Linked DNA regions of Homo sapiens: region 1 is linked to region 2. Evidence: chromatin loops called from intact Hi-C (ENCODE). Cell type or tissue: Caco-2. All regions are shown on one strand. Each heading gives the region's core, and the rest is flanking DNA. Links, peaks and the distances in the headings are about the cores only.

The links. A loop is a pair of places that touch in the nucleus more often than their neighbours do. Peaks named below come from ENCODE experiments on the same cell type or tissue, not always from the same donor. Only the 100,000 strongest peaks of a DNase experiment are listed, where the experiment ranks them.
Region 1: it touches region 2 in a loop (3-fold over the local background); 8 of 110 quality-filtered maps call a loop at or near these places.

Annotation. Positions count from the first base shown.
Region 1 is chr2:165,569,798-165,582,101 of GRCh38, forward strand. All of the region lies in intron 3 of CSRNP3 (cysteine and serine rich nuclear protein 3), which reads left to right. Among named protein-coding and RNA genes, the nearest start is that of CSRNP3, 110 kb to the left of the region's middle. RefSeq lists a silencer at 4,208-4,408 and enhancers at 10,654-11,171, 11,172-11,689. In Caco-2, for the core only: no CTCF peak of the experiment used is centred there; a DNase peak (open chromatin) is centred at 4,434; H3K4me3 peaks cover 1,587 bases.
Region 2 is chr2:165,865,850-165,878,153 of GRCh38, forward strand. TTC21B (tetratricopeptide repeat domain 21B) reads right to left here. Exons shown (of 29, transcript NM_024753.5): 28 at 10,316-10,383; 29 at 7,513-8,983. The coding sequence ends at 8,906. LOC100506124 (a long non-coding RNA gene) reads right to left here and starts at 6,092. Exons shown (of 4, transcript NR_045375.2): 1 at 4,948-6,092. RefSeq lists an enhancer at 8,705-8,904. In Caco-2, for the core only: a CTCF peak has its summit at 8,791 (motif pointing left); no DNase peak of the experiment used is centred there.

The DNA.
Region 1 (12,304 bases), core at 2,532-7,531, 300 kb before region 2:
ATATTTTGTAATTTGTTTTTATCCTGAGGCAATTTTATGAGATTTCACATTATAGTACTTCTTAAGTTTAATTCTATTTTTTCTGCATGTATTAGAAAAAAAAAATCACCTCTTACTTCCAAAAATCCTATCTACTTATTATACTTGTTTGTCTGTGTTGTTAGAATAATTTATTTAAAAATTCTTTTAAGCAATCATTAGATTTTATATCATATCTTTCCATTTTATTAATATTAGTTGACAATACTTGGTTAAAGCCAATTTAAAGAACTGAAGTACAAATTATTGCTATAGGTTTCCATGACATACTTTCCAAAGACTTTTCTGTTCCTGGTGTGCAGACTTGAAAACTAAGGCATAAGATACTGGAATAACTCACCAAGGTCATCTATGAGAATAGCCGACCTGGAGAGATTATTACCATCCCGTGATTCATTCTATCTCTTTCTAGTTCTGATATCCACCTTTAAATATCTTTTTCAACATGAATAAATTGTCAGCTTCTTATATTTAAAACCATACACTATAGACTTCCCATTGGAGACTCACAATTTTACTGGCAATGTGTTTTAATTGCTAGCTATTTTCATATTCCTTGTATTTATTTTCTTATTGTTAAATTATTCCTTTGCATATATACACACAAATTTCACATATATGTGGATTTTTTTTCCCAATTTCTCAGCTCTTGTTCTCCCACTCTCACTTTCTAAAAACTTGCAAATAACTTAGTTTTCTGCTGATTCTTTCCTTCCATTGGGCAACCTTTTTATTTCAATGTTTTTGAAGTAATGCAGTAAAAAAAAAAAAAATGGCTGCCTTTTGTTTACTTCCTTGTACATTAGCATGGGTGACATGATCAAATATATTAACTAGGATGTACATATCTTAAGAACCCAGAAGTATACTATAAGCCCTTTTCTTTTAATGCCCCAAAGTTTTGCAGCTTTAGCATAGCTCTAATGCTGTGCTAAAAATGAACATGAACATTTTGGGACAAATGCATTAAAATGGTGGTATCTAAAACATATATGAATATTTCTTTCAATGTTAAGAAAAACCCATCAAAAGGTATTTATTTAAGTCATAAACATTTATTTAAGTCATAAACATTCTAGATCAATGCTAACCCTACAAATAATATCATAAAGAAAGGTATTAACTCATTGTATTTAAAAGCTAAGCTACTTAACCATACTTACCTATTCTGGTTTTAAATTATTTTTAAAACTTTCAATTGACACACAAAAAATTTTGAGTTATAATATTTTTTGCCCCAAAAGAATTTCTTACTAATGGAAGGCTTAAGCAAATATACATATATATGTATATTCACTTTTTAATTACTGAATTATTTATAAGTGCCGTTAAGTTACTATATATCTAACTACTCAGAAAATTTATTTTCTCATCTGTATTTATAGTGCTTCTGACTTTTCCTTCTGTGTGTGTTCTTTGTTGCACTTCGCATGTATTTGTCATAAGATTTTCACTGAGACTTAAAAGTAACAAGCTTTCAAACATCATTTTAATTTAGACAGTCATTAAAGAGATAAGAAATCGATGTTTTAAAATAAGTTCCAATAACTAAATAGTTCTGTATTTGGAAATCCAAATTCCATTTTCAGTTTTTAAGAAATAATTTTATATATTTAAAAAAATTTTTAGAAAGGCAATCTGACTACACACACATACACACACATATTTGTATATATATTAATGTAATATTTGTGTGGTGGAAAATTCCTGTAAATGTTGGATAGTTTTCCCTGAAACTACTTGTTAACATTGAAATCAGATAAGGTAAATCATATGTTTTATTGAGGTAAGCTGTCTAAAATAAGTTACCGCAATTTTAAAAATTAATAAAAACCATATGTCCTTTAGAACTTAAATTGAAATCTGCATTGTTCCTTTAAGTCAGCTGTTCTAGGAATGTGTCATCTTTTGAAAAGATAAATTAATCATCTACTTCATCTATATACATTAATAAAAAAGATTCACCTTCTCATCTACTTTATCAAAAGTAATTAGTATATCTATTTTTATTCACATATAGTATCTTTTAGTGATTGAGATTTTAATTGAGGATATTTTGAAGGAAACAGCAATTATCTTTTTACAAAAAACAAAACACCAAGAAAAAGAAATGCCAGCAATCTAATGGTTAAAACATATTGCCAAATCATTCAGTAGCGCAAGGCTCTTTAATAACATTTGTACAAAAGTACTTTCAGAAAATATGAGATAGGAAATGGCTTTTTGCAAGTTCTCCTTCCTTAAATTATTATTCAACCTCTTATTAAAATAAAATCTAGTTAACTTCTTTTGGAGCTTGCTCAAACATTTTCTATAATAAAAAAAAATCTTGTGAAGGGATTTCCATAAGTTGTGCTGCATTAATGACTTAGAGCAGCTTCCTTATCTGTTATTCCTTCCTCCTAGTAGACCTCAGATGATAAAAATATCCATAGACACAGTGAAGTCAGTGGCACGCCTGGCTCTCTCAGACAAAACTCCATGTGATCACATATAGGCAGCCTCAGTGAGGCTGATGCCGTGCAGCAAGCAGTAGGTAATGAGTCTTTGTGCAGAGTGAAGCTCTTGTTGCTGAACAATAAAGCATATGGTACAAGCAATAAAACACAGGGCTGGGAAATTTAAGAAGATTCCTCTGAACCAGGAAGAACTGTGTCTTCGGTGATGCTGACACATATGATAAAATGATCATTTATTTTGGATCCTAATGAATAAAGAGTGCAAGGACTAAGACTACAGTTATTTGAACAGGTTGGTGATTTTATAAATTACTCCAACACTTCCTTGTGTTTGACTGGATTTAAATTAGAATGGGCTGGTGTGTTTTGCCTTAAACAAAAACTTTGCAAGATATTTGTAGTGTATAATATTAAGGATGCACTTGAATTGACCCAATGCGATTAAATTGTCGATGTAGTCAGATGTGACAGAGAAATGTTGATATCATTATATTAAACTGAAAAGTTATTTAGTCTATTTTAAAAATTTATGGGTAAGAAATAAATTCATCCAATAATTTTTAATCTCCTGTGTATGCAGAAATAATATAAAAGAGAATACTACTGACAAATAGTTCACATAAAAAGCTTCAAAATTATTTTTCCAGTGTTAAAACAATCTGTATTGCAATAGTTTACATGTCTTATAAATTAGATAATATATCATTCAAAATTTGTTGATGTGTGTTAGTATACTGCAAAAGGAAGGTTTGGAATATTTAATTATTTGAATTAAAAAATTTAAAAACAAGGAAATTTTGAAATGTAAATAACACTATTAGAACAATGTATTTTATACTTTAGTAACACATATCTGTATTTATTTGTTGTGTGCTTTTAATTTTTCATGTTATATTTCTTTTGACACATGAAAAAGATTATTGCACAAAACCTTTTATTTTATAAATATTATTCATTGATATTTAGAGAAAAACAAATTTGCTTAATTTTTAAGAGAAGAGATTATTTGATGATGCATATTTTCATTGGCTTACCATTTAGAAAGATTATGTGTCTTTATGTATATTTATAAAATATGTACACACATGACTTTTTCTATGTAGAAAATAACCACTTCTTCCATTTATGAGCAATAGAGAAGTTTATGTTTCAAATAGAGAGATTGTTGTGTGTAGAAAAATAAGGGAAGAAATAACTAGCAAATAATAGCACAACACTGAATATCTTTGCCAAAGACAGACAAGCATTGCTGCTATATGAATCTTTAGATTTAAATACATAGTTTAACTTTGCTCTACATTTTGACTGCTGTATTGTTTTAAAGGCATCCTGGGACCTAAATTCTTTACAATTAATTTTTGGACACCACTTAGGATGATAGTCTCTAAGACACTTGGGCACATTTAACATTTTACAGAATTACTATAGTGACCTCATGTATTTGTGTAGTGACTAATATAAATTTACGCCTGTAAGATGCTGTTTAAACCACAGCAACAAAAAGAAATACCCCATGTGCCTGATTATACGTGCAATATGTATTTGAATTTAAAAAAAAAGCTGTGTTTCAAAAACAAGGGAAGTTAATGAAAATTTAAAATTGGCCTTCCACACGTATTTAAATGAAGCATTTGACTATTTGGGTTTCCTTGGTTACCATAGTCGCTGCTGACAGCTTCTCTTGGTGGGGAGGGAGTAAGCAGTGAGAATAGGACTCTAAAACAAAGCGTTAAAATCGTTTATCCATTAATAGACACAGGGAAATGTGATGCTGACAGCCCAGTAAAACCCGTGCCCACTCCCCATCCTGTATTCCTGCTCTCCCGTGATTCAGGTAGCCTGGCAGAACCGCAGTTCCACAATTCCTTACCCAGCATTCCGTTTCAGCTGCTGGAGGACTGCCTGAGCCTTATGCAAATGAGACCAGCTCGGAGGCTTTGACTGCAGAAGCGAGAGGAGGGGGCAGAAGGGAGTTCAAAGGTCACAGGGCTGGTGGAAAGCTGGATCAGTTGCCTGAAAAAAATGTACTGGGGTTCTCTGCAGCAGTGTTTTGCAGCAGTTAAATGAAGTGTGCTTTATTTCTGAGAGTGAAGATTTTACAGCGTGTGTGCCGTAGTCGTTATATAGTGCACGCAGGTATGGTGACATTTCATGATGCGCCTGATTTTATTTCTATTAAAGACACTGATGGGCATTGGCTATTTTAATTCATCGTGGCAATTGGCAGGGTGTTCCTGGTTTTCAGGATTCCCTTAACTAGTTTATTTTTTTAATTTTCTTCTTCGTATTTCTCTACTTGAAACATGGGTGTTTTGTTCCAATAGAATAATTTCATGTGAGAAAAAACTGGGTTTAGGCTTCTAAATAATTCCATTTCGGGGGTAAGTTCTTTATTGAAGAGAGATCTCTGAGCTGAAACATCTAGAAAAATATTGAGGCTTACAACTTTTAGAGGATTTTCACATTTTTTAAAGAAATGTATTTAAAATAAGATCCGAGTTCCTAGCCTAAGATTATTGTGATGTATCTGGTATTAAATAATGGAGTTCTTTTGTTCATATCTCACACAATCGCATAAGGACAATTTTAATAAGTATATTTTCATTCCATTTGAAGGGTTTTGGTTTTGAGGGTTTTTGTTCTATATTTTATTGCCAAATATCTTCTCAGAGCAATAATTTCTTCTATTGGGGCTAGATCCTTTAAACCTTTCTTTGATTTTTCTAATTGTTATAAATTCTCTTTGGGACTTTTTGGATAATGCTATTTGAATTTAACGTGTTCAACTTCCTATGACTTTTCCTTTCAGTTAAGTCTGCATTGTAAAGGGATCCTTATAAATGTCACAGACAGGACAAAAGTCTTCTTTCCATGCACGAAATATCACACTTTTGTAAAATGTGTGATTACATCATAGGAAAGTCTGTCCTGCACCAAATAAATGTGTACTCACTTTTATTGTTCATATTTTTTTATTTCTAAAACATATTTTCAAACAAACTTAATTAAAACAGTACAATCAAACTGTTTATTCCTATCATTAAAGCACTTAAGTATATCAATTCAGCAGTTACAATGTTGATTAAAAAATGTTATTTTCATTTGCATCAACTGTGCATCTGTCTATTACAGGTTGTATGTGTATGAAAATATGTTGGAAAAGATGAAGAGGCAAAAATAGCTTTTAGCCATGAAATGACTGCTTTATGTTTTTATATTTGCATAAGATATTTAAAAATGAATTTTATGAAGCTTACATACAAAGAGCTAGTACATATTTAGTTAAACTTAATTACTTTCTTTGCCCTGAAAAGAGGGAGTTAATTTTATTATAATGATTAAGATGAGGTATTTTGGCAACAATATGTTTTATTGTAAAATAGAGGGGGGATTGAGGAGGAACCACAACAGGAGGATAGCTATTTAAAACAGTGAAGGACAATTATTTCAAATATTTATGAAATTCACTTAGTGGTTATTCAGGGCCAGATTCTCACCCTTTATCACTCTATGGGGACATTATGACATTTATCCAGGATCCTGAGACTAATTTAGGAAAAGGAATTCATGTTTTGTATGAGCTTTTAAAAAATTCAAAAACTGACATTTTCTTCTAAAGTGTTTCTCTTTTGAAACTTTCAATAATGACTTTAGGTAAAAGGGTTATTTTTTAAATTAGCTATTTTCTTTTTATGTTGGTCAGAATATGCTGTCCTCTGGTCCAAACAATATTTATAGGCTTTGCTTTTATACCTATATATAGATATATAATTGTTTTTTATATATGTATAAAACAATAAATATATACATATAATTGTTTTATATATGCATAAAACAATATATATATACACACACATATGTGTAACAATATATGTATGTTATACATATTATTGCATATATTATGTATATACACACACACACACATATATATATTTCAAGCAGCCAAAGAAAATATTTTCAGTGGTAAATCATATTTAATTCAACAATTTTTTCTTAAAATGTTTAATTTTATATTTAATTCAGTAGCGCCTGTAGTTTGTGTCTACTAATCCCTGCGTGTGTTTTAGGCAGAGAGGGAGAAAAGAACCAAGTTTAACATTCATTTAGGTAGTCCAGTACTTTTAACTTTGTAAATGCAACTGCTACCACAGAGCATGTTCTGAATATGGAAATAAAAACAGTGTGGGCAAAGAAGGAAAGCCCATGAAGATTCTTGGAGAAAACGTGATAATAGACAAATGTGAAATAAAGAGAATTGTTGTGATTCTGTGAGCCACAAGAGAGCTATATATGTCCTGCAGCTAATTTATGGCTTTGAATATCCTGGATAATTTATGTCTCTATGCAGATTCACTCAAAACTTTGAAGTCTTTTGCAATAGCTCGAGCCATACTACTTCCATACAAATCTCAGCAGCATATACACAGTAAGTCTGTGGTCTGAATATCTAAACGTATATAGAAAAAATGCATTTGTGTAAATACAATTCAAATCAAATTTGAGAAGTAAAAGAATAAATAGAGTGATCTAAAAACAAATCTTTAGGGATATGTACTTAGTCTACTTAAAGAGATAGTGTTATATCAGACTTCAAAGGAATCTTTGAGGATTTTTCAAAAATGAATTTCCTGCTCTTTGATTACCAGTCTGTCTTTGTCATCACTTGAAACTAGAGACCATATTGTAGGCTTGGAAAAGATTTCAGGGCAAACATGTTCTACTCAGTCTAGCAGTGTGGAACATAGTCTAAAATCTACAAATAACTGTTGTCATCTCAAAATCACATGTGTAGGTTTTAAGTTTTATTATTGCTATATTTGTTCTCCTGAAATTCTGGAGCCTATGAAATAGAAAAAAAAAAACAAAACTAAATTACTGAAACATGTAGAAGGAAAATGCTCAAAATAATTGAGTATTCAAAACAATCACATTTCTCTATTTTAATATAATATTTTAAAAGAAAACAAAACAATTGTCTTTTTATTGCCTATTCTAGAATTTACATAAAATTCCATCAATTTTATTAAAAATTATAAGAACAATAAAATTGTAAAATGATTTTAAAGATCTTATTAGACCTATAGTAATGCTATAGTAATACCTTGTCTAGTAGAGTTGGAAAATAATCTGTATGATATAAACTGATTTTCCAAGTAGCTAAAGTTTATGACTATAAAGGCCAGTTCTTAAAAATGCCAATAGCTGTCATGAAACAAAAATATAGTACACATCATACTGCCTTATAGAGCAAGGTGAAAGTCAGTTTAGGTTTTTTTTCATGACATAATAATTATTAGTCCAACCATGATATTCACTTACTGCAAAAGACAAAACTATTCCCAACTGTTCTCCAACACCAAATAGCCTCTTACTATTATATACTTTTATATATAATTTTATATGCTTTTTATAATTTTATTGTCTTTTTTAAATGTTAATATGTATTATTTTTAACATAGTTAATAATTGTCCTTTGAGAGCAATTCAGAAATCAATTTTGAACTTTGCTTTACATTCAATTCTAAATCACTTTGACTTTCCTGGACAGAGAAAGAGAGAAACCTTTCTCCATATTTCTCGTACGTACTGAACTCCTGACAGATACATACATATAGTATAGGAACACACAAAATAAGCAAAATTTATTTTTAGTTTGTCTTGTGTTCAGAATGTTGAAAATCATTTGAATTCCAAATAAATGAAAATTTTCTTTTGTTAGTACAATGAGAATCTATAATATTAAACTATCAACAGAAATTTGAACTTACTTTATATCAAATAGGAAAATGAGGAGTCTCTAACAGGTATACAAAAGAAAACACAGAGACCAATTTTTTGGTTGCATTTGACTAATCATTGGTGCCATATACTTCTTGCCAATTTGGGGACTTGTGGTCCATCTCATTTTCAAATCCTGGCATTAAATTTACCATCTTTCACCACAATGCTAGATGGGAAGAATTTTTGCTTGCTCAATTCTTTATCTCCATGCAAGCTTATGAATCCACATATTCATTTAGAAATGCATTTAGCCACATGTGTTCATGCTCATGTCTTACACTCTCCCTAATCATAAATAAGGAAAGTAAGACAGCTGAATCGTCAACCACCATTTCTTTGAAATCTCACTAATATAATATGTTAAGATACACAAAGCAGCTAATACCATTTTAGTAGGTGTTCTCATATACTGTGAAGAACTTGATCTAAAGGACTGTTGGTTCCATGAACCTAGTATCAAAAGACTCTGTAAGAATGAGATCTAGTCCAACATATTTGGAGAATAGCTTATCATTCTGGTCCTCTTTTGCACACTAGCATATTAAAAGGCCTGAGGATTCTTACTTTAACAAACCTGGGTAACTTTATTTAATACAATAAAACCTTATAAATTTAGGTCAATTTATGAACAAAGGAAAAAAAAACAGAAAAATATTGTATATTGTTTTCTTGATAGAAAAAGCTTTTATTGTGTTGTATATTATATGTGATTTCAAGCTATATCGTGGAATGTGAAGAGGCTGAATAAGGGAATGGTTAAGAACTTAAGTTCAAGTCCCAACTCCGGAGTTGTTTACACAATGTACTCTGACATTTACAAGCCATGTAGCCTTGACATGGTACTTAAAACCTGTAAGCCTCATCTTCTTCATTGGGAAAGTGGTAATATTAGTCTCTATATCAAGGGATTTTTATGAAAGGGGAATGACATGATACATACCTGGCACATAATAGGAATATTATAGATGATAGCTAATATTAACATTTTTCAGCCCACACAAGTTGATTCCCTGGTGCTGATGAGGCAAGTTCAGCTTAAACTTATAGTTACAGAAAATCCTCATGGAACATCTTAGGTGTCAATGGATGAGGAAAAGATGTGTTTTCCAAAAATAGAAACCTGCCAGGATTTTATTGGAGGTTATCCTAGGTAATACTGAGCAGTTAATGGTTAGAATTTGAATGGGACAAGTAGAGAAAGCAATCAGCCTGGTCATCAAGGTTCAAACCATATGTGGCTAAATAGATATGTACCTTGAATCATTCCAACTAGAAGTACGGTCTCCACAAAATCCCCAGGTATGATGTGGCAATATGTGCTTTTCTGAGCTCCCTTTTTTTATATCCTTTAAGGCTTTTCAAATTTCCATCTTTGTACCTCTGCTCTACTATTTTTCCATTCTGACTTTATGCAATTAAGGCAGTAGTTATTCATCTCTGCTCCATCCAGAGTTTCTATCTCATCTATAGACTATAAGTTCTTCAATTACAAGGGGAGCCTGGCACATAGAAAGTGTCCAAGAAATGTTTGCTGAGCCAATGTTACTATGGGGCATAAAGCACCTAATTATACCTAATGACATAAAGGTGCTAATTTGTGTGAATCATGAAGTGATCACTTTGTTACAAATTAATTGCTATTTTAAACTTCCTGAATATCATATTGGTGTTTAGAAATATTGAATCAATTGATTTAGTCGCAACGTTTTCCAAAAGAAATTTAGAAAAATATATCTACATTTTTACTTAAAAATTATTTTAATAGTAGCATACCTAGAAGTGCTTTTTGGTAAATATACATTAGTAACCAGTTCAGAGTAGATTGCAGGAATATCATGACTCTACTTTTTTTTTTTTTTTTTTTTTTTTTGAGACAGAGTCTCACTCTGTCGCCCAGGCTGGAGTGCAATGGCGTAATCTCGGCTCACCGCAAGCTCCACCTCCCGGGTTCACGCCATTCTCCTGCCTCAGCCTCCTGAGTGGCTGGGACTACAGGCGCCTGCCACCACGCCTGGCTAATTTTTTGTATTTTTAGTAGAGACAGGGTTTCACCACGTTAGCCAGGATGGTCTCGATCTCCTGACCTCGTGATCCGCCTGACTCTACTTTTGTGAAACTTGTTTAAAGGGTGAATCTCCTCTAAACAGTGAATGTCCAAGTTTCAAAAGATTGTATGACTATGGTGCAACTTATTTCTATTGTGAACAAGTTTTACATTTCCGTAGAACATTTACTGAGACTTGAAAGTCCAGGTAATTTTACACTATATATTATTTTTTTACTAATTGCTGCTTAATGCAAAGTCAGCTTCAGGCTTAACAACTATTGTTGCCTGTCCCTGCCTTAAATAGTAAAAATCTATATTGTGCCTAAGGTGGTGATTTACTTTGAAGAATGTCCAAAGTATTTTTTTCTACTTGTTGTAATTTTAAAAATCTCCTTTATTTTTTGTGCAGTATCTTTGGCAGGATCCCAGTGCTTGGATGGGTATAGTTCTAAAGCTTGCCCATATTTTATTCTGATGTCTATTTTAATGTACTTTATGGGGAAAATGTTTTTTTAAAGTCCCTTTTCCTTCACACTATTCAGATGATTCCTCTAAAGGAAAAGGATATCATTATCTTAAATAGCCTTTGATTTACATTGCCTCATCTGTTTTGTTATTCAATCAGAAACTTTCTAAAGGACAAAGGGAAACTTTTTAAGTGCTAAGAAGAAACAAAAAATGCTATCTTCCAGTGATGCAATAATAATAATTTTTAATTCTTTTAGATCCATGTGTGTTTTGTTTTTTTTTTCCTCAATGTGGTAAGTCTTGCAAATTGTCCAAGGAATTAGGCTAAGTACTATTCTTTAGTCTTAATTGCAAGCATGTAAAATAAATTTTTCATTAACTTCACTTGGTACTTTTGTTGTTATGGAGGGAAAAGTAGGCTTACACTAGGCACTTGATCAAATTTCAACAGTTTTAAAAGCCGTATCGTGTTCTTGGTTGTTTCCTCTGTTTTTGATAACTAAAACACCATCTTAAAAGTTAACCTTAGGGAAGAACTTTTGACTTTCAAACTAGTGTATTCCACTATACCATTTTGCCAAATGCCAAATGATGATCAATGTTTAGGGCCAAGAGGCATTCAAAACCAAGTTCTGGCCATCTTGTATGAATACTAATCACAATGGCACACAAGTGCAGGTAACATGGAAAGCTTCCTGAGTACCTCCCAGCCAGAGAGAGTCATGGAAAACCTCTTTGTAATTATTAGTAAATGGAATAGCCGTCCCTCTCTTTGTCAGCAGGACATAAGTCAATTTAGCCATTGGGGTGAAGGAAGTGGGTATGAACAATTTAGAGGCATCAGTCTTTGCATAGAGGTCATGGCTTTTGTCATTTATTCTCAGATAGTGGGGTCTGCTTTGTATCAGAGCCTATGTTTTACTAGTTATGCCCTGCCCACCCCTCCCACCCCCACCTTTTTTTGAGACAGAGTCTCACTCTGTCACCCAGGCTGGAGTACAGTGGCGCTATCTCAGCTCACTGCAATCTCTGCCTCCTGGGTTCAAGCGAATCTCCTGCCTCAGCCTCCCGAGTAGCTGGGATTACAAGAATGCATCACCATGCCCAGCTAATTTTTGTATTTTTAGTAGAGATGGGGTTTCACCATGTTGGCCAGGCTGGTCTCGAACTACCGACCTCAGGCAATCCGCCCACCTCTGCCTCCCAAAGTGCTAGGATTACAGGCATGAGCCACTGCGCCTGGCCCCCTTCTTTTGATAGAAGTGCAAACTGAGACCCAGAGAAATAATCTTCCTACTTAAAATTATGCCACTTGTTAGTAGCTGGTCCAGGATTCAGACTCCAAATTTATGTCTATTCATTTACTGAGCAGGCACTGGAATACCTATTCAGTCTCCACAAAGTGTTTTATAATCAAGTTTGAGAAAAACATTGGGTTGAACGGGGATTATAATACAGTCTAATAAGTACTGATAAATGCATAGACCAGGTGGTGTTAATGCAGAGAAGC
Region 2 (12,304 bases), core at 6,840-11,839:
ATATGTGTGTCTATGAGTATATGTCTGTATATGCATATGTATGTAGGCATGCATATGTTTTCCATCTTCTGAAAGGATCTAGAAGCAATTACACCCTAGTAGCAACGAGCAGACTTAGCACTTGGATCCTCATCTCTAACACCATTCCCAATAAAAGGAACCAGGGCTCCTCAGAGAAATGTGTGATTCCAAGGTTGAAGCAGGGAAATGAGAAGTTGAGCCTCAGACACCTTGTTATGATAGAAAGTAAGAAAGTGCTCAAAAAAAAGAAAAATGAACAATGAGAGCATGTCACAAGGACACAGGAACCAGCCTGAAGAGGCTTCTGCTGGACAAATCTGAAATAATTTGAGCACCAAAATAATTAAAGACATTAATGAATGATGAAATATTGAAAAATAGAATTTCACAAGACTGTATGATGTTAAATATTTTTAACAACAAAAAGCTCAAATCTGAATCCTCGCCATGTGCTAGTTTGTTTAAGCTCCAGAGTCCCCTACTCTCCTTCTATATTAAACAATGGATAAAATTATTTTATCCAGGAGGAAAAAAAATAAAGCTCAACTCTCAGTCCTCACTATGTGATAGTTTGTTTAAGCTCCAGAGTCCCCTACTCTCCTATATTAAATAATGGATAAAAATGAAAAGCAAAAACAATAAATAAGCAAAGGCGGGGCTCCTGCTTATGGTAAAACGCTAAGTACTAACTGCTGGGTACATGTGGAGCCTTTATTACCCTCACAGTAAAGATGGGACTAGGCAAGAATCATGATCAATCCAGTGGAAAGTTTTGAAGAGGAGCACGATATTTGATCTACGAGTGTCTCCTCACAGATTGCTTATTAGTTGCAAGAAAAAATATAACTATGTAGTGGAGAAATTTGAAGGAGTAATCAAAATTAATTCACAAGTGAGGGCAGATAAATATGTGTGCTTCCATATTTGATACCCTGAGGACATACTACTTATATAGCATTATGGCCAGGGATGTTTAGCTCAAATTGAATCATGATGAAATATCAGACAAACCCTAAATGAAGAACATTCTACTACAAAAAAAAGAGGGTGAGGGACATTTTCTTCAAAAAATGTCTATATTGTAAAAGAGAGAAAGGCTGTGGATATGCTCCAGATTAAGCAACAATAAAGAGACAAGACAAGTAAATACGATATCTGATTCCAGAGTGGATCCTGACTGGAGGAAAAAAAGGACTTCATTGGATCAATTGATGGTAAATGATGTGGATTAAAGTATGGAATCCATGTTAAATTTACTGAAGTTGATAACTACAGTTTGATTATATAGGAGTGTATCCATGTTCTTAGGAAATACAGACCACTGAAGTACTTAGGGGTACAGGGATGTGTACGATGCTTGTGACTTTCAGAATCTTCAGAAAAAAAATCATATGTATATATGTGTGTATACATACGTGTCAGTGTAAATGTATACATAAAATTCGTATACTCACACAGAAAGCACAAATGATAAAGCAAATGGTTTAAAATATTAGGAATATTTTAATGTTTACCTTAATATATATGGTATTTGCAATATTATTTATGCAACTTTCTGTACATTTAATTTTTTTCCAAATAAAAAATTAAAAAGTTGTTTCCTTTTTGTAGAAACAAAATCATTCTTATTGAAACTTGAATAATGAATATTGGGCATTTTAAAAAATCTACAAAAACAACCACCCAGCACATACATTTTATAAAAGGCAGTAGATTCATGTGTTTAACACAAGTAAGTGACATCAGGATCTAGACATGTCGTTTGTCCCGTTTCCTCACCTTGACTCTTCACATGGTACGTATTCAATCATTTTAACTTTGCCCTTGCGATTTCTCAATATCCTGCACTTGCACCCACCCAGAGTCCCCCTCAATCTATCCTCTGCAATTTGTAACTTAAGTCAATGTGAAAAATTGGACAAAAAAATTCTTCAGGAAACTATGTAAGGGAGGAGTTTTTATGTATTTACTAGAGCAACTTCACATATTAAACTTAAACTGTATGAAAAGAGCATTTTTGTAACTGCTTAGCGTTTTAGTGCATTCTTTTTCCTCAAAGTTCTTAAGCTTACTGTGTTTTTCAAAGAAAGTTTAATCTGTAACTGTGAAAAAGGACCTATTGCCCTGACCCGAAATAAGTGAGGATACTACTGAACATTTTGCAGCTTTGTCCTCTGTGTTTCATGTGGTTTTTTAAGGTTCTTACATCATTTACCCATTAAAAATAAAACTAGGCTGCTTTTGGTGAAAATGGAAATAGTAATTACCTTCTTAAAATACCCCCTTAAAAAAAAAACAGGATTTCTTTTACATTGCCAAAAGAATTTGTTTGAAGGAAGATAAATGTAACATACATACTATTTGAAAGCAGCCTGGTTTAAGGGTTGCCATCGAGTCTCATGTTATACCACTCGGAAGTAAGACATTTAGAACCTGCTCATTACTCCGCATCCCTCATTTATGGGATCAGATTGCTTTTATGGGCATTGTGCCAGATTCATTGATGTGCACTTAAGGCAGATTGCAGAGTGAAACGTTTTTCTAGAAAACATCTGGTTCTTAAGAGGAGCATTAGAAGGAGGGTAGCACATTTTTGATCATAACTGGGATTTATCATGTTACAGTAACTCCCCTCTAATCTGGCAGGCAGAATTCCAACAACCACAACCAGGAACCTGGAAATAAGTGAAAAATACCTCAGAGTCCAAAGAAAACAGAGGTCCAAGATCCTGTGCATATGAAGGAGTGGTATTGCCCTTAGCTCAAAGACTATTTTATTCATTATAAAACTACTGGAGCCAATTAGCATAAGGGCTCCTGAAGCCGCCTTTATATCAAGTGAGTCTTTCTGCAGTTCATTCGTTCCTTCACTCCCCTTGCAAAAATTGTGCACCCCCTGGATGCCACCATTTTTCTACTCAGGTTTTCCCCTCCTCTCTTTCTTGTACCTTCAATATTTACTGGCTTTTTTTTTTCTCCATAGATGCCCAAGTAGCTCTTACCTTAAAAGACAGACTTCTCACACCCTTATGGACACATCACTCTTCACCCTCAGCCTTATTTCTAAAAACTTTTCTATACTGACTCTAGTTCCTCTCCTTCCATTCGCAGGGCTTCCAATAGCCTATGAGAAAGTTGTATTCAAATTAGAAAAGGGAGTCCTCCTGCATGGAGATGCAGTTGCAGAGTGGTAAGACTTGGAGGATTTCTGCCTCCATCTCCTGTGCCCTTGGCTGGGTCACTCTGTGCAGTGCACACACTGCACGACCACACGTGGAGGCTCTGCAGGATTTCAGATATTTCCACTGGTTTTTAATTTATTATATTTGGTAGAATCATCATTAAAACTCTGTTAATGGAATAATGGACTAAAATTACAGAGGACTGGGTTTGCTCTCAATCCTTTATGTAATTGCAGGACTATGCTCTTACACATCCCCTCTGGAACTCTTACGTTCTAGTACCACTTCTGTTACCACTCCTACTACTACTTTCTGGCTTTTATTTCCATCTTTCACTTCCTGAATCTCTATCGCTGGCCATCGAAGTAATATAGATTGCATTTTGCATTAACAATTAATAGTAAAGTGTGGTATTGAGAGTTGAAATGTCAGCTTTTGTTTAGCTTCTTCTCTTCGTCTGTGTTCAGAAAAATAACTTTAAACAGCAAAAAGCAAGTTTGAGAAGGCTATTCTCTAAAAAACAACAAAAAACTTTTTTTATTGTAGAATATATGTTAATTCCAGTTAACTTTTACAATGGTAAATAAATATTTCATCACTCAGATATAACTATGTTAACAACTGGGTTTCATCTAGTTTTGTGTATTCTTATATGCATCTATAGTTTTGGCAAATGGATATATTATTATTTGAACAGTTACATTTTCCTCTTTATTCACTTATTTTGTGAGCATTTTAGCAGTTAAAATCTTTCAAAAATTTTTTTTTTCTTTTTTTTTTTTTTTTTTAGACGGAATCTCACTGTTGCCCAGGCTGGAGTGCAGTGGCGTGATCTCGGTTCACTGCAACCTCCACCTGCCAGGTTCAAGCAATTCTCCTGCCTCAGCCTCCCGAGTAGCTGGCACTACAGGTGCACACCACCATGTCCAGCTAATTTTTTGTATTTTAGTAGAGACGAGGATCCCCGTGTTGCCCAGGCTGGTTGCGAACTCCTGAGCTCAGGCAATCTGCCTGCCTCGGCCTCCCAAAGTGTTGGGATTATAGGCATGAGCCAAAAAAATTAAATACATAAATAAATCCTTGAAATAGTTTTCAATTACTACCTACTACTATATTATTGGTCAAATCTTACATATGTGACAACCTCATGTTGGATGTTTTGATAACCAAAAGCAGCAAAAAATTCAGTTACAATTTTTAAAATTGGAAACCTTTGAGAAATTTCGGAATATTTCCTGTGATAAATTTCTCTACGTGGGATCACTTGGTTAAACGAGAGACTCTTATTTTGTGCTGTTTTTAGAGAACAGCCTTCTCGAACTTGCTTTTTGCTGTTTATAAGTTATTCCCTTCAGGAAGGCTGTGCTACACTTCGATGAGCAGCGGTCTGAATGCGGTGGTTTCCTTGCACCTTTGCCAACCTTGCTTCTAAAAAAATCTGTCAGCATGAACGCTGTTGTATGATCCTATTTTAAAGCTATTCACTTGTCATCTCCAGTCGCAAACTAGGATAGCTCCTGTCAGATTCTTAATTGGTCTTTTGGTTTCCATAGTGATTCCATTATCTACTTCTACTCTAGTGCAAAGTTCAACTTGCTTCCTCAGCTGTCCATGCATAAAAGCCTTCCAGATTTGCTCTAGGTTCTTGACTTCTGGGGAAGAAAGATATTTCCTCTTGGACCCAGTTCACCATACTAGCTGAATTAAGGTCAAAAGTACATTAAACTTACAACTGTGTCCTTACCATGACGGGGGGCAGGTGTCCAGATCCCAGATCTACAGAAAATTCTTTCATTTCTGTTGTGTCCCCCTGCTTCCATCCTGAGTGTACGTCCCCAAACTTTCATTTAACATGTCATGTTCATTAGTTCCTTCAAATACTAGTTCAGAGCAGTCTGGAATCAAGACTGCCTAGTTTGAGCTCCAACTGTCACAGATCTTGGGCTTGTCACATAAGGCAATCAAATCCTTAAAGAAGAAAAAACATCAGAGGTAGTAAATGCTGCATAGAGTTTAAAAAGGATAATATGATACAGAATCACAGGATGGCTACTTGAGATTGTGGGCCTGGACATGAACACGGCCTCTTTGAGGAGGTGGTGATAAAGTGATACCTGATGGAAAGGAGCAAACCTGGAGAAGGAAGCTCAGAGACAGGAAGCGGGGGTGAAGGGAGGGACAGGAGGAAGAGAATTCTCCACTGAGGAGAGTAGGGCAAAAGCAAGCTCCAGGTGGATAAAATGAGATGCTGCATGTGGAGTCTAGCATAATGGTTGGTGGGTAGAGAGAGAGGAAAAGAGGGAAGTAGTTGAACAAAAATTAGAAGGGAAGGAAGGAGGGAAGGTGTGAATGAATGAGAATCTCAAATCCTGTAGGGCTGAGCTCTCTAGGGGACTTTACTCATCCTTTTAATCTTGCTTTGAACTGCATTTTCTCTTCTCAGTTGCAATTACTACTTTGCCCTGTTCTGCTTATAAGAGGAGCTACTATTAAGAGCCTAGTGAGTCAGATTCATTATAGGTTTTATATAAGTTCCCTTTAATCCTTACAACCTGAGGCAGGTTATTATCCTTATATGCTTGTTTATGGGTGAGAAAACTGAGGCTGAGAGTGTGTAACTTGGAGAAAGATGAAACATCTAGGTAATGGTAGAGCCAAAACTTAAATCCAGGCTGGTCTGATTTCAGATCCATGCTCTTGACTGCTACACTATAGTGCTCCTCAATTAGACTGCTCTTTAATAGTTTCTACATTTGTAACAGCTGTTCATTCCACTCAGTCCATCTTGTTCTTCATTATTTAGCTATCTCTGTGATACACCAGTTTCTTCTGCTAGCCAGATGTAGAAAAGATCACTTCTTCTTACAGAAACATTATCTCTTAGTTATAGAAGGCATCTTAATATAATAAATAAGGCAGAGGCTTTGAAGTTGACTGGGCCAGTATGGAATTCAGGTTCTGACACTTTTCTCTGTGACCCTGGGCAAATCATTTAGTCCAGGTCTCACCTTTCTTATCTGAAAAGTGGGAATATTATTTCTCTTAATAGCTGACTGAAAATTAAAAGACATAAAGTAAGGAAAGTCCCTAAAATAGCATCTAACAAATGGCAGGTGCAAAATAAATGGCTGCTTAAGAAACAAAAACAAAACCTTCCTCTCCTCTTACAGATAGGAAAACTGATTTGGAAATGTCTTGCTGAGAGAACAGATGCTCTATTTCTCTATCCAATTTCCATGATTCCAGCATCCCATGACACAAGTTCACTGGAACTACTAAAGGCATTCTGTTAATGTGATTTCTGCCTGAGTCAGCTCCGGCTGCAATAATAAAATATCATAAACTGGTGGGCTTATCAACAAAAGAAATCTGTTTCTCACAGTTCTGGAGGCTGGAAGTCTGAGATCACGGTTCCAGCACCACCAGGTTCTGGTGAGGACCCTCTTTTGGGTTGCAAATAGTTGACTTCTTATTTTGTCCTCACATGGTAGAAAGATAGCTAGAGAACTCTCTGGGATCCTCTTTTTAAGGGCACTAATCGCACTCGCAAGGGCTTCAGCCTTATGACCTAATTATTTCCTAAAGCTTCACTTCCCAATACTATCACATTAAAGACTAGGATGTCAACATACGAAGTTTGGGGTACACAAACATTCAGTCCATAGCATTGTCCTTAAAAATGTCCACTCAGGCTGAAAGATATTTCTCCACCTGAATTAAAGAAAAAGAGGTAATGTTTCACGATTCCAGATTTGTAAAACAGGGATAATAATGCCGGCATTTTAGGTTTGTGAAGATCAAATGTAAGGAATATGAAAGTATTTTAACATATATGAAGTGACTTATAAATTCTATTATTAAACATTCTATGAAATGCCATAAATAAAAGCTAGGTGACAAGGCGGCCAGATTACTTGAGGCCAGAAGTTCGAGACCAGCCTAGCCAACATGGCGAAACCCCATCTCTACTGCAGATACAAAAATTAGCCAGGCGTGGTGGCGTGTGCCTTTAGTCCCAGCTACTCAAGAAGCTGACGCAGGAGAATTGCTTGAACCCAGGAGGTAGAGGTTGCAGTGGGCCAAGATCGCACCACTGCACTCCAGCCTGGGCTACAGAGTAAGACTCTGTCTCAAAGAACAACAACAACAAAAAACCCCACAAAAAACTGTTTTGCTAAGTGAAAAGAAGAATAATTGGAATTTTATAACGTAATTGAAATTAAAGGGATTTTGAAAAATGGGAGAAATGATCAGAAACAAGAGAATGGAGTTCAAAACAAACACAGGACATTTAATAAAAAGCAGCAAATGACTTATAAATACTGTTTATTGTAAATGCAAATAAAATTGAGGACTGTGTTTACTACAATTTTAAGGAAAATTGAAAAAGATGTAGATGAGAAATTAAAAATAATGCTAAGGATTAAGTTTAGATTAGGTTAAATTTAGTGTAAGAGAGTGAAAGCTTCTATGCCAGGGTGCTGTTAAACAGAGCTGGGTAAACCGTTGCCTTCACATGGTGTGCTTTGTGACTCCCTGCTGACCAAAAGTATTTGGTCACCCTTTACCATCAAATGTTACAGTGTCTGAAATTATACCTGCAGACCAAGTCTTCTAGGCTAAGGTTAAATATCCCTAATAAGGGACCTATTTAAATTGAGGTTTCAGGACCTGATTATTTCTTAAGACCACAATGGCCTTGAAAGCAGGAAGAATGAGCTCAAGAAAGGAAAGGGAAACACACACTCTACCCTTTTCTAAAAAAGATTTTTCAATGAAAGTTACATTTTCTGTACTATACCACCACCCATTAACATTACAGAATGCAGGGGGAGCTTACCCTGATTTGCAAAACTTACCACATCTTTTGAGTTCCAAGAGGAATATAAATCATCTATTTATAAAACCTTTATTAAAATATATATTTAAAATATATATATTGTCTTTTTCATGAGTTATTTACAGGGAGATTTATTCCAATTTTTGAAACAACACAGAATACAACAAAAACAGGCTGGGTGCGGTGGCTCATGCCTGTAATCCCAGCACTTTGGGAGGCCGAGGCAGGTGGATCACAAGGTCAAGAGATCAAGCCCCTCCTGGCTAACACGGTGAAATCCCATCTCTACTAAAAATACAAAAAATTAGCCGGGTGTGATGGCACATGCCTTTAGTCCCAGCTACTCGGGAGGCTGAAGCAGGAGAATCGCGTAAACCCAGGAGGCGGAGGTTGCAGTGAGCCAAGATCGTGCCACTGCACTCCAGCCTGGGCGGCAGATCAAGGCTCTGTCTTTAAAAATAAATAAATAAATAAAAGAATATAACAAAAACACTTTAAAAGAGAACAATGCATTTTAAATATATTTCCTGAAATAATATTCCTTAGAAAAGATACAGGGTATTTAATTACCTAGATTTTAACAAAATATTCTTTATAGAAATAATTATAGTCTTTACCACAGAGTCACCAAATCTGTACCCAATCAAAACAGAGTCAAATAGACCAGCTCTCATTCAACTCCATTAGGAAACACCAATTTCACATAGTACTTCTCTTGATGTACAGCAGCAACCTCTGCTGGAGAAAAAAGGGTATACTTCTAATAACAAAGCACTGAGCTCAAACCTGTTTTGAACAGGAAGAACTGAAAGTTAGATTTCTTTCATTTCCTGTTAAACCAACACCTAAGTTAAAATTATTTTCAAGGTCTTAAAGACGCACGGGCCTTATCAAGTATATCCTTTCTGATTTTTGGATAAGTTGGATGTGCTTCAAGAACCTGCAAAACAAATAAAGAACCCATAAAAACTTGTAACTAATAATCAAAAACTACGGAGTTACAAAACTTATAAGAAATGAGCATTACAGTTAAGATTTCCTTGTACTAATACTACAACAGCTATAACACTTTTTAATGGTGGCATTTTAAATGTAACATGATGACTCCTTTATATTAATGGTAGTTAGATGAGAACAATAGAATGTAAATATCAAATGCAGAAAATATAACAAACAACTGCTTACCTAATAGATGAATTGTATAAAACAATTATGTATCAATGATTTAAAATATTTTTGTAATTTAGCTTTTCATTCATAATATCTGATAAACCCTTAGAGAGTGACTTTTATACAGCAGCACACATTAGCTTTACCTGAAATGATCTTGAGACATACGTATTTCTAGTTCTACTGAGTCTAAGAGTGGGGAGATGCTAGTTTTTTTTTTTAACTCCAAAAATGATCCTAATATATAGCCTTACATTAACACACAACCCTAACCTGACTGAAATACTGCTTTACAGAGACTCAGTAATCAACAGCAATTACTAAGGCCAAGTATTTACTGTAATGATGCTAACAGATTGCTGTGTGGGATAAGGGGCATTACAAAATTCTTTTCTAATGAACTTTTCTTGGAGGTCCTTACAATGTTTAATAGAATGTCTTATATGGAATATCAATGGGACAATGTATATATAAAGAGACTCTACAAATTCTAAAACTGTAATTTAAATATTTGTCATTTTAGTAGGTGATCATTTACTAGGGGATGAATTACAGAATGCAATTGAATGACTTCTAATAGAATTCCTTTTTATCTCTAATTGATCAGTCTGAATTCTCTAATAACCAGATTCAGACACATTCACAAGAACTTCTAATCAGAATAATGATCTGGAGAATCTATACTGTCTTCAAATATCTTCTAACTTAAAGACTACATTTTATTTAACATGTTTCTCCCACTGGTCTTTGTCTTTTTTTTTTTTTAAAGTAAAAGTCTCTTTTACTCCACCTCTTTAATCCTACTCCTTTCCATACATGTAAATATTTTATGGTTTATTGTTTAATATGTACTCTTCAGTGGTCTTTGTCTTTAAATTGACATAAACATTTTATTATTTGATCTCAAAGTAAAAACATGTTTTTTATTTAGGTGAACATCATTTTCTAAATTTCGAACACTGATAATCTCCCTAAACATACTGATAAATCATTTAACTAAAATAATGTATCCTCTATTTCTATTCACATACATCTGGAGATTTAAAAAAGTAGGAAATTGTGCATCTGAAAAATTTTAAGAAATCTAAATTTAAGTGTTTACCTGGTGACATATGTCAATTGAATCCACATATCTTTTTGCTTTTAAGTAATTAAATGCCAGTTTGTATCCTGTTAAGACAAAAACCATAAAACAGAATGATGGAGTACACTGCTACTATTACTTTTCCTTGCCTCCTCCTCTCTTTGCTTACTCACTAGAGAATGGTAAGGGAGGCTGGTGAATGAACAACCAAACTACGCTATACAGAGAAGTTGTGTGATAATAGAAGACAGAGTGACACAAAAGAAGTGTAAGAAGAAAAGAAAGTGGAGTTGGAAAAAAGGACCACAGTGAATACATTGATAGGTTAGAAAGCTGCCATCCCACAAGTGTGGTTTCTATAACTTACTAGAAAAGTCTCATTTATTTCAGGTTATAGTAAAAACTCATCATAGGGCAGTAAATGACAACACAGCCATTCATTTATACAGTACAGATTTATTTAGCACTTACACAGGCAAACTGATGCCTACAGTTATGAGGTTTGCATTCTATTAGGAGAAAAAGTACATTTTAAAATAATTGCATGAGTAAATAATTTCAAAACTGAGATAAATGTTATGAAAGAAAGATCCAGGCCAAGTGAGTTACCATAAAGAACCTGAAGGGTATCAAGAGATGTCTGAAATCTGAAGAATGAGGCATAAACTAGGCTAGGGTGGGAATCAAGGACACTCTCAGACAGAGGAAACTGCATGGATTAAGGCCAGTGGTAGGACACACAGGGAGTTAATGAACTTGGAGTATGGTGAGAAGACAGAGCACATAGGAGAGCGACACAGAGGAAGGCAGATTAGTCATCAATGACTGGTAAGAATTATCACAATTACTGATAGTGAAATGCCACACTTCTACTATCAACAATTAGAAGAATATTTAACACATTCCTCTTAATGGATGTTGTTCTCTTGTAACATGCTATAAAAATGAGAAAACTAAGAAGACAAGAAAAGTAACAGCAGCTGTGCACGCAGTAAACAAGATATAATGCAATGTAAAATAATGTGTAATAAAAAATATCTCACTCTACCTCTTAAAAATATGAAATAAGAAGTGTAAATAGTGCTCTTCAGCTCTAATAAAAGTACCAAAACAAATGTTTAAAATTTTAAATGTTTGAAAAGAATTACTGGCTAACATTATCAGATGGTAGTAAAAAGAAAGAAATAGAAATGATCTAAAATTCACACTATTTTATATATAGTCAGGCACTGCATGATGATGTTTCATTAACAACAGACCACATACATGATGGTGGTCCCAAAGATTTTTATACTGTATTTTTGCTGTACCTTTTCTATGTTTACATACACACATTGCTTATAGCATTCATGACAGTAACATGCTGTACAGGTATGTAGCCTAGGAGCAATAGGCTATACCAGATAGCCCAGGTGTGTAGTAGGATCTACCACCTAGGTTTGTGTAAGTATACTCTAAGATGTTCACACAATGATGAAATTGTCTAATGATGCATATCTCAGAAGATTTCCATTGTTAAGCGACACATGACTGCATATATATATGTGTGTATGTTTATATATGTGTGTGTATATATATGTATGTCTATATAGGTGTGTATATATATATCTCTACACACACACACATGCACACAGGCACACATGGGCAGGGCCTATGGCAGAATCTCACATCTCAGATTTTAGACAAAAATAAGAAGTTTCAGAGAGGTAAACTTAATGTCATTACCAACAAATTCTAAAATGAACTAAAAGGGTTTGTGACATTCAAAAAGTAAAGCAATTTTTAAGATGTCATGCCAAACATACTTACATGGGAACTAGTCAAGATTTCAGTTTTGGTTTGTGGTTTCTTGACTAGCTTTGGGATCTTACGCAAGTGGCTTGAGCTGTCATTTTCAGGTTTCCTCATCGCTAAAACAGGAATAACAACTCCTCCCTCTAACTCTTAGTATAATTTTAAAAATCATATAAAATACTTGTGAAATGGTTTTTAAAACCTTAGAATACC